Linked DNA regions of Homo sapiens: region 2 is linked to region 1. The links are chromatin contacts, found by Hi-C in ENCODE. All regions are on one chromosome and are shown on one strand. Each heading gives the region's core, a stretch centred on a gene start or an enhancer-like site at or near the end of the contact. The rest is flanking DNA. Distances are from core to core; before and after follow the strand shown.

Region 1 (4,489 bases), core at 916-3,415:
AATAGCCGTACTGACTATGGTTTTGGCAGACACAATTAGCTACAGTTGCAATGACAGTTAATTTGGTTTTGGCAGCTACTTTACAGCAAATACATTCTGACATAGAAATTTTAAGTGAATCATTTGGGTTTTGGCCAGGATGATGAACTATACCTATCTCTCCTTACCACAACTGGAAAGTCAAGAACAAGAAAGAACATTGGGAGCAGCAAACCATGTTGAACAGAGCATGGGCTTTGGAGTCAGAAATCTGTACACCCAAACCTCAACTCAACTTATAATCTATGTGACTTTAAGTAGATTGTTTAACTTCTGTGCATTTTAGTGTTTTCTTCTAGAAAAAGAAACAGGAATAATAGTACCTACTTCATAACACTCAAGATAATGCAACAAAGTATTTATGATGATGACTAGGACATTATGTGGGTTCAATAAATAGCAGTCATTATTGTCACCCAATGAGATGACTACAGTTCAGATAATGTGATGCACGGGGACAGCAAATGCATTTCTTAAGAAAATATATCGATGTCTCTAGGCTTTAAAGTTGACAGCTATAGACTGTAGCTAAGAATAGCTACAAACAAAACATCTGCAAGACAAGCTTCTTCTTGGATTTAAACTCACACCTGGAACATACCATCACACTTCTTTGTGTTCTCCAAGAATTGATCTCAAATCAGGTTCCCTAGGATGAAAAGAAAAATCATCCAATCTTAATTTTTGCCTTCAATTTTATTTGATACAGAATAATATCCAAACTATGTGTATGTTTCAAAGTATCATGTTATTATGACCCCAAGCTTCTCCACCCTATTTATTTCCCAGTATATTTGTGCTGATATCTTTTATTCCAATCAGGCAAGCCCACCTGTCTCACAGTGCTCCCTCTTCTGTTTACCCTTCTCAAAGTCCAATCTCAGTAGCAGGAAGCATTTTCTCCCTCCTCTTTGACAACTTCAAATCCCCTGTACTCTGCTGGAGCCCAGATTAAAATTCACCTCCTTCACAAAGCCTGAAAGCCGGATGAGGGCTTCAGCACTTCCCGGGTTAGGCTTGAACTTCCATAGATGAACTCACCACCCCCATCAGTATGCTCTTCCACTGACCCCTCTTAGCGTTTTTTGCACACGTTTGTAATAATACAATGATTAATATGGTCTGTTTCACACGGTCTACTTTATTCTGTAGAATAAAGGTGTGCCCCCTAAATGTTTGTCAACATTAGTGCTATCAGTCTTTGCTGGAAACCCCTAAAGCGCTGGATTTTTATAACCAGTCTAACTTGCCTTTTACTCTCACCAGAACCCTGCACTGAACCTTAAACACACATTTCTCAAAAGCAAGATTCCTTCCCTCTTTTGCTTCCCATCCCTTCTAGAAATTGAGGGGAAACTCTCCCCACTTCAAAGACCTGGTGGGGGAAGTGGCAGGTGGCTGAGGGGCCAGTAAAGAGATGGCGATCAATTAAGGAGGCAAAAAGAGAAAGTTTGAAAAAAAAAAGTCACGCCCTGAGCGTGGCAAGGAATTCCCATGCCCCAAAGAAAATGGGGAGTGTAGCGCAGGGAGGGTTATGTGCCCAAACCTGAAATACAAATTGAGGGAAAAGAGGAAAGAGATCACCCAATTCCTGCGGTAAGAATTAGAGTCCAGTCACCGCCTAGGCAAAACCCTGGACGCAAACCCCAACTTCGGACCTCTGAGGAGGCACAGAGCCAGGGGGAGGGGGGCGGCGTCGTGGGAAAAAAAAAAAGGGGCGGGCGAGTTGGACCAAAAAAAAAAAAAAAAAAGAGCAAAGACAGCGCGCTCCCGGGCTCAAGAGAACTGGCGCCTAGAGCTCAAAAGCCCACCCCCGACTCCCAGTCCCGATACCCCCTCCCCTGCAGAGGTGGAGCTGGGTGGAGTTAGGCGCTGAGGACCGCGGCCCCGGAAGCACCCTCCTCCCTAGGCCCCCTCAGTCCCACAGTCCCCAGCCACGGCCACCGGGGCTTTCTGCCTCTCTGACCTCCAGCTCCCCGGCTACCGAAGCGCTAGTCCTTATACAGCCGCGGAAAATCGGGCCGGCGCGGCAGTTCCTGGGCTCGTAGTGCCCTCGCGGCGCCCCACGCCGCGCCACTCTCTTCCGAAATGCCCGCCTCGCGCTTCCAGGCCTAGACCCGGCACTCTGGCCCAAGGCTGGACTCTCACACACAGGGTGCCCACTGCGGCGTCTCCTATTGGCTACTGGTCACCGGGGAAGCCGGAGGCCCGAGCCCATGGCTTCATGGGAAATGTAGTTTGAGGTCGCTGGAGGCTGTTCTTCCTGGGGGTAACTCGTGTTGACATTGGCAGACAGACACAAGTGAGGACCGAGAATTATGGGAGATGGAGTTGCGGGACACTTATTTCTCTATACGCACAATTCTTCCCCTCCCCTTCCGATTGTCCCCAGCGTTCAGACGGGGAAGGGTATTCTGGGTATTGTAGTTTGGGTGCACTGTCTAGAGAATCTCTCTTGGGGTTATGGGTTTGTGCTTGTGGGGACAGACGAAGGCTCTAGATTTATTTTCATGTCGGTTAAGCTCTTAGCATTTTGCGGGAAGCACTTTCTATCGTGATTTGAAATTGTTATTGAGTTTTAAGTGTTTTTCAAAAGATGATGTTTATTCTTTGGTAAGCTTAGAATTTTAATTGAGAGTTATAGTCCTTTAAAATTGTTAAAGTGTGTTCCTTGTGAACCACCTGCATTAAAATCACTTGAAAGGTATGGAAGAATGTATATATTTTTTTCTAATTGGAAATTATAGTTCCCCCTGGAAACAGTGTCATAAATAGGCATAGAAATGTGATCTACACCAGCCCAGAAGAAGCCTATTTAATCCATAATGAAGCTATGTTGTTGCCATGAAAAACAGTGGCCACATAAACTGCTATAAATAACAATTTAGAACAGATAGACAATACAACTTAAGTACAAACGAGTAACTATATGTGTCTTTAAGAAACTTAACCTTTTGAGTAAAAATATGTTACAAGAGCTGGATAAAGACATAGGTGGGGAATGCCAAGCACTTCCAAGTGACTTAAAGGTTGAGGAAAATGGTTGTTTATTAGGGCTAATTTCACTCCCAACTTTTGACCTTTTTTTTTCTCTGTTAGAGATGAATCCTTGTAGCCTTGTTACAGTTGAATTACTACAACTTCTTGATGAGGACAACTTTTCGACTCACGAGTAAAATGAAGGGAAAGACAGGGGAATTGCATTTTGCTGAGGTAATTGCCCAATATTTTAAAAAGATAAGTGAAGGAGGAAGACGATTTAATAAATTCAACCATTTATTCAGCATAGTGCTTTGTGCAAAGCTCTGGGCTAGGCACTGTTGCCACAGAATTGGAAAAATAGTCCCTACCCTCAAGTAGCTCAAAATCCAGGTGAGGGGAGTTGTAGTAGAGGAGAATCTGGGGGGAGGAATAGATGAGTATACAATGTGCAAAATGCTGTAAAGAAGTCTACATAGGGTTCTATAGGAACATAGAGGAGGAAGAACTTGTTCTACTTCTGGAGAACTGGTTGAAGAACCAGTAAAATATTTGTCAGATTTGGGGCAGGGAGGTCAACCATATTCTATACAAAGCATATGCAAAGGCATAAAGGCATGAAAGAGTGCAGAGAACAATAGCAAAAGTTCCATATTGCAGAGACTAGATCAGGCAGCAACAAGGGGTCATATCAATTAGTTCATAATTTAACTTGAAAGTGGGAGAGAACCATCAGAGGAATTTTTGTGCTTATATAGTGTTTATTTTTTAAAGCATATACACATAGAACATACTGGGAACACATAGCTAGGGTATTATGGGGAATCATTCTGGAGGGTGGTAATTGAATTGCTATATTATGTTTTAATACTTTTTATACTTTTAAATTCCTCCAGGAAAATAATTTGCTTTTTTAAAAAAAGAAAAATCGGCTGGGTGCCGGGGCTCATGCCTGTAACCCTAGCACTTTGGGACACCAAGTTGGGAGGATTGCTTGAGCCCAGGAGTTCGAGACCAGCTTGGGCAACATAATGAGACCTTGTCTCTACAAAAAATCAAGAAAATTAGCCAGGCATAGTGGCGCATGCCTGTAGTCCCAGCTACTCAGGAAGCTGAAGCAGGAGGATCCCTTGAGCTTGGAAAGTTAGGGCTGCAGTCAGCCGATATTGTACCACTACACTCGAGTGTAGTGGGTGATAGAGCAAGACTCTGTCTCAAAAAAAATTAAAAAATTAAAAAAAGAAAGAAAAAAGAGAAAAAGAAAAATCACCTCATTTCAGCCATAAAAAGGAGTGAAACAAGGCATTTTCAGTATTATGGCCACCAGAAAAACATTGTGTGAATCAAATGCAGAATTTCTTTTCTCAGCTTTGTCTCCTTTCTTTTTATCTTTTTTTCCATGACTCTTTACTTTGATTTGATCATTGATTTCAAAGTATTTGCAGAGCACCTACTATGTTCCATACACTAT
Region 2 (4,489 bases), core at 709-3,208, 1.6 Mb after region 1:
CTAATTTCTCTGACACCAGTTTAGCTTGTCTATTCTGGCCTCAAGGTTTAGTATTTTCACTTTTCTTTCTTTCTTTTTTTCTTTTTTTTTAAGGATGCATTTGGTCCGAAGTCTTTTAGCAGCAAGGTAGCACATCCGGAAGCAAACAGTACTGAACTGGGATCTAAGTCCATAATCACTAAAAATGGGAGAAGTTGCTTTTTCTCATCCTCCCTTTACCAAAATGCAAGTGTTTATTGCTCTACCTGCAGGAACTCTCATTTTAGACATGAAGCAATGAATTGCCCCACATACTTCTTTCAAGAATAATATGAAAAACTGCTGAAAATTTGTTGTATAGTAATTCCATTGTAAACAGTTTGGTTGTTTGTTTCTAGGTAGACTACAGCACCTGGGCAGAAAACTGCACCATGCTTTAATAAGGGCAAAACAATATTTTTCTCCCTTTCCACACACTTGCTAAATTTAGTAGCAGAGCGTCTGCCAACCAAGTAGTTTCTACTGCTTTGGGAGAAGGAGTGAACAGCGATAGAATATTATCAGCTGAGCTGTGGGCAGAAGCCCATTTTAGTCTATATTTGAAGAAGTGTTGGTAAATATGAAAGCATCCCCCAAAAGTATCGCACATTAGAAAAAAGTTAAAAATTATTTTAAAAAGTAGTTAAACATTCAGGATTAGATTTTCATGGGCCAAGGAGAAGATGGAAATATAATCAGGAAAAATCCAAGGTGTCTGATAAGCCTCATTGTCTATTTACCTTTCACTGGAGGGGGAAACAAAACAAAACAAAATTCAGATAAATTGTATCAAGCATGGATGTTTAGTCATTCCCACATACCAACAATCTGTTTTCCAAACATTATATCAGTAATCACCCAAACGTTTATTCACTAAAGCAGGGAGTCCGCTTAATAAAAAAAGTACCAATCACTTCAAAATTAAATCTTGCAAGTTTTGTTTTAATTGATTCTTTCCCATGAAGTCTACCCACAAATACGGAGAGGCTGTGGGGATCCCAGCTCAATTTACAAACGATGTAAGAACATCTAGGAGAAAATAACTCCTTTAAAACATATTACTTTAATTAGAGCCACAATTAATTTATCTGTTTTATCTATCATCTAGCTAGCTAGCTAGCTAGCTAGCTATCTAAGAGTGCTCAGAAAAACACACAGTAGGTCTATTACCCTAATTATGAAACCACAACAAAGAATCACTTAAATGTCAACTTTCATTACTCGTCTGGGTTTAATTTCGTTTTCTTACCATAAAAGCTTATTGTGTGAGTGTTAAAAACTAAAGTTCCCTTTTTAATAGTCTCCTAAAATCTACTCTCATGCCCTTCAAACCCCAGTAGTAAAAGCGAGCTGCCCAAACGTGTTGACTCAGGGCAGGAAGAGACAAGGTTCTGCAAGGAAGCTGTGGCACTGCTCACGATATCGCGTGAAAATGGGGAAATTCGTTGTTAAAAAGCATTTGCTGATTATATGCCATGCAAGAAGTTCCTTTAAATTAAAAAGAAGAAAGTAGAAAAAAAGAAAGAAGGAAGGAAGGGGAGGAGGAAGAGAAGAGGAGGAAGAGAAGGAAGAAGAAAAAGGAGGAGGAGGAAAGGAGGAGGAAAATGATCAAAGCTCTAAAATCGCAACAAAGTTGCAGGATGACTTTTCCTCCTATTTGCTATTTTGTAAAATGAAGTTTAAAAGGCATTATTTCCTCGGCGTCCGAGGAAGGCAGCCTCTCTTACAAATCCCAATTCATCTCCAGCCTTACCTTACGCTGCTAGCGCAAACCCAGAGGCTAAGGGGCCCTGCTCTCAGCGGCAGCAGCAGGGGCAGCGGCAGCGACAGCGGCACATGCCATCTGTTAGCGGCAGAAGCAAAAGCAGCGCTGCGCGAGGTGGCCCCGGTGCCGGGAGAGCCTTTAGCAGGGGTGCATACTGAATGCCGCCATTTTAAAGCGAGGTTCCTGAAATCATTAGATATAAGCAAATTAAAGCCCGCCCCACCTCCAGAACTTCAGGGCTGGGACTTGCAACCCGGCTCCAAGTCGGCCGCTCTGGGGTATAAAATGTCAAGTCTACAGACACGCGCACGCTGACTCTCGGACGGAGGCGACGGTTCCCCCTCTCCCTTCGGCCCCCTTGACCCCTTCGTGCTTTTTGCAAGACTCCTTTCGGTTCCAGGGGCCAGAATACTTTCTTTTCTGGGCTCCTCGAGGCCCCTTCCCGGGGCCGGCCGGCGGGCTGTGGGAGGAGGGGACAAGGCCACGGGCCGGCCCTACCCGCTCCTCCCAGGCTCTTGGTTCAGTCCACTCGGAGCACACCTCGGAGCGCCCCAGCTCCCTCGCGGAGGCCGGGCGTGGGGCTCCCGCCCGGGCTCGCAGCTACCATAGCAACCCCGGTCCCAACCCCGCCCGGCCTTTGCCAAAGGCGTGCCCTCCTCCCGGGCCAGTGCCCTCCGCCGGACGCCAGACGTCCCCTCGCGCAGCCCCGCCGACCCCAGGCAGCCCGGGCTGGGGCCGCGCCTCCGTGCGTCCCGCGCCGGACAGACGCGGCACGCGGAGGGAAACGGCGCCAGCGAGGGGCTTTAGGCGCCAAAACGGAAACTCCCGCGAAACTCCGCGGGCCAGCGGAGCGCGGGCGGGCATCCGGAGCGCCGGACTCGGAAGCGGCGCACGCGGCCGCCCGGCCCCGCCCCGCCCGGCCAGGTAGCGCGGCGCCGCCGCCAACCTCACCTGGCTCCGCGCGCCGCTGCGGGACGGGCGGGAATGCGGCCAAGGGCCGCCCCGGCTCCCGCGCCCACCCCGGACTCTCTGGCCTCCGCCTCTCTCTCACTGCTCCCAAAGAGCGCCAAAAAGTCGCGCTGCGGCTCACGCTCGGAGTGCGGGCACTTTCTTCCTGTAGGGCGCTGTTTCGTCGCGAAATATATTCTTTGTGTGGTTCGCTCACTCGTGCCTGGTTCTCCGAGAGCGCAGCGCGGGCTTTATTCTCAGGGGGTGTGGCGCCTCGCCCCCAAACCCAGCAGCCCAGCCCCCGCTGCACAGACCCTTTGTCATTTCATTAGGAAGGGAAAGGGGGACAAATCATAACGCTCAGATTTTACAAAAGCGAAAACAAACGAAGCAGGCACACATCCCCAGAGGCGGGGTTGGGGTAGGGGTGCAAAGTTTCTGGCTCTTCAGGAACTGAAGTGCCAGTGAGAAAGGCAGTGTGGTTCACAGCGGGACGCTCATAGACACTTCCCAGACAGGTGAGGCGAAATGGGTCCTTTCAAAATTGATCTTAGTCGATGAATAAGTCCACTCGCTACAGGCTAAATAAATACATTCATACTCACCAGCTGCCTTCTTGGGGGTTTTATCTTTCATAAATGCCCCAATCGTTTATTTCCCTCTAAGAATTTCAGACAGGGAAATGCTGATCAGTGCAATCTGTTCCCCTTCTTCCACGGAGTTTGCAGGATAAGAGGAACCCTGAGGTAAGGTTCCAGATACTTTGGAAAATGGACAAAGCAAATGCAATTTTATATCTTGATTAAAAAGTGTGCATCTGCACAGGGAAATTACAAGTTTCGATTTAATGCAAGTGTAATAGGAGCACCAGCTGTCCCTTAATTGGAGCCCCACAATAATAAATGCGTGCTTTTATTTAATTTTACGAAGACAATTGTAGTTGATAACGCACACATATGCAGGATCGTCAGTGACAAGCTCATAGCAATTCATGGCTGCTTTCCTGTAATCAGCTACTTCACCCAGAGACAGAGTTCTACATGCTCTGCACAAAGTGCAAAACATTGCAGGAGATATTTAAGCAGCAGTTAGGTTGAAAAGTGGAGTGAATTCTCAGGCTAATTATACTTTTTAATTCTGATGGACTGATCCAAATAGAATTCTCCAGCTAATTTTAGGCAAGAAATCAATCTGTTTGTTAAGTGCAAGATAATAGAGTAGGATGGTAATGGCTGGGAGGACAAGACTGGGTACAAACTGCCCTTCAAATAATTGAGAAAACCCCCGATGGTTTTGGCAAGTATCGTGAAAGTCATTGGGACAATGCGCAGGGATGGTGTCCGATACTTTGTTATACTGGGTAGAAACATAGCATAAGTCAAGAGAGTAGGAGTTGCTAGTTATTTGAGAAAAGGGGGAAAAGACTCTAATTCCTAACCACCTCTTCCCACCTTCCTTCAAATTTGCCGAATTGCCTGAACTGCTGTAAAAGTCAAATGTGTCTGACATACAGGAAGTGGCTTTGGCAGTCCCAAGATCTACCACAGCAAAAAGTAGGCAGTGTTGGCTATCACAGTCAGCTAGAGAGAAGGGCATGGGTGAGTTACATAACTTTATACCCAATGCTCTAACAAATGAGGAACTGTTATCACAGTGAGTCAACAAAGGAGTCTTTATATTAAACATAGCTTGGGTCAACACCAGCTCTCTTACCTCTGTCCACCATTGCGAGCCACATCTGTGGGACATTCGGGGTTT

What was found. Hi-C counts contacts between places; a loop is a spot of excess contacts on that map. Pooled maps may share reads with other maps.
Region 2: a loop to region 1 is called in a pooled map, with 12 times the contacts of the local background. The contact joins the promoter of MBNL3 here to the promoter of ENOX2 in region 1. A Hi-C loop is called at or near these places in 7 of 50 pooled maps.

The regions. Positions count from the first base shown.
Region 1 is chrX:130,901,044-130,905,532 of GRCh38, forward strand. It overlaps ENOX2 (ecto-NOX disulfide-thiol exchanger 2), which reads right to left and starts at 2,166. Exons shown (of 15, transcript NM_006375.4): 1 at 2,006-2,166; 2 at 641-688. RefSeq lists enhancers at 1,532-2,051, 1,912-2,181, 2,052-2,571, 2,192-2,381.
Region 2 is chrX:132,487,080-132,491,568 of GRCh38, forward strand. MBNL3 (muscleblind like splicing regulator 3) reads right to left here and starts at 1,959. Exons shown (of 9, transcript NM_001386889.1): 1 at 1,772-1,959. RefSeq lists a silencer at 2,238-2,807.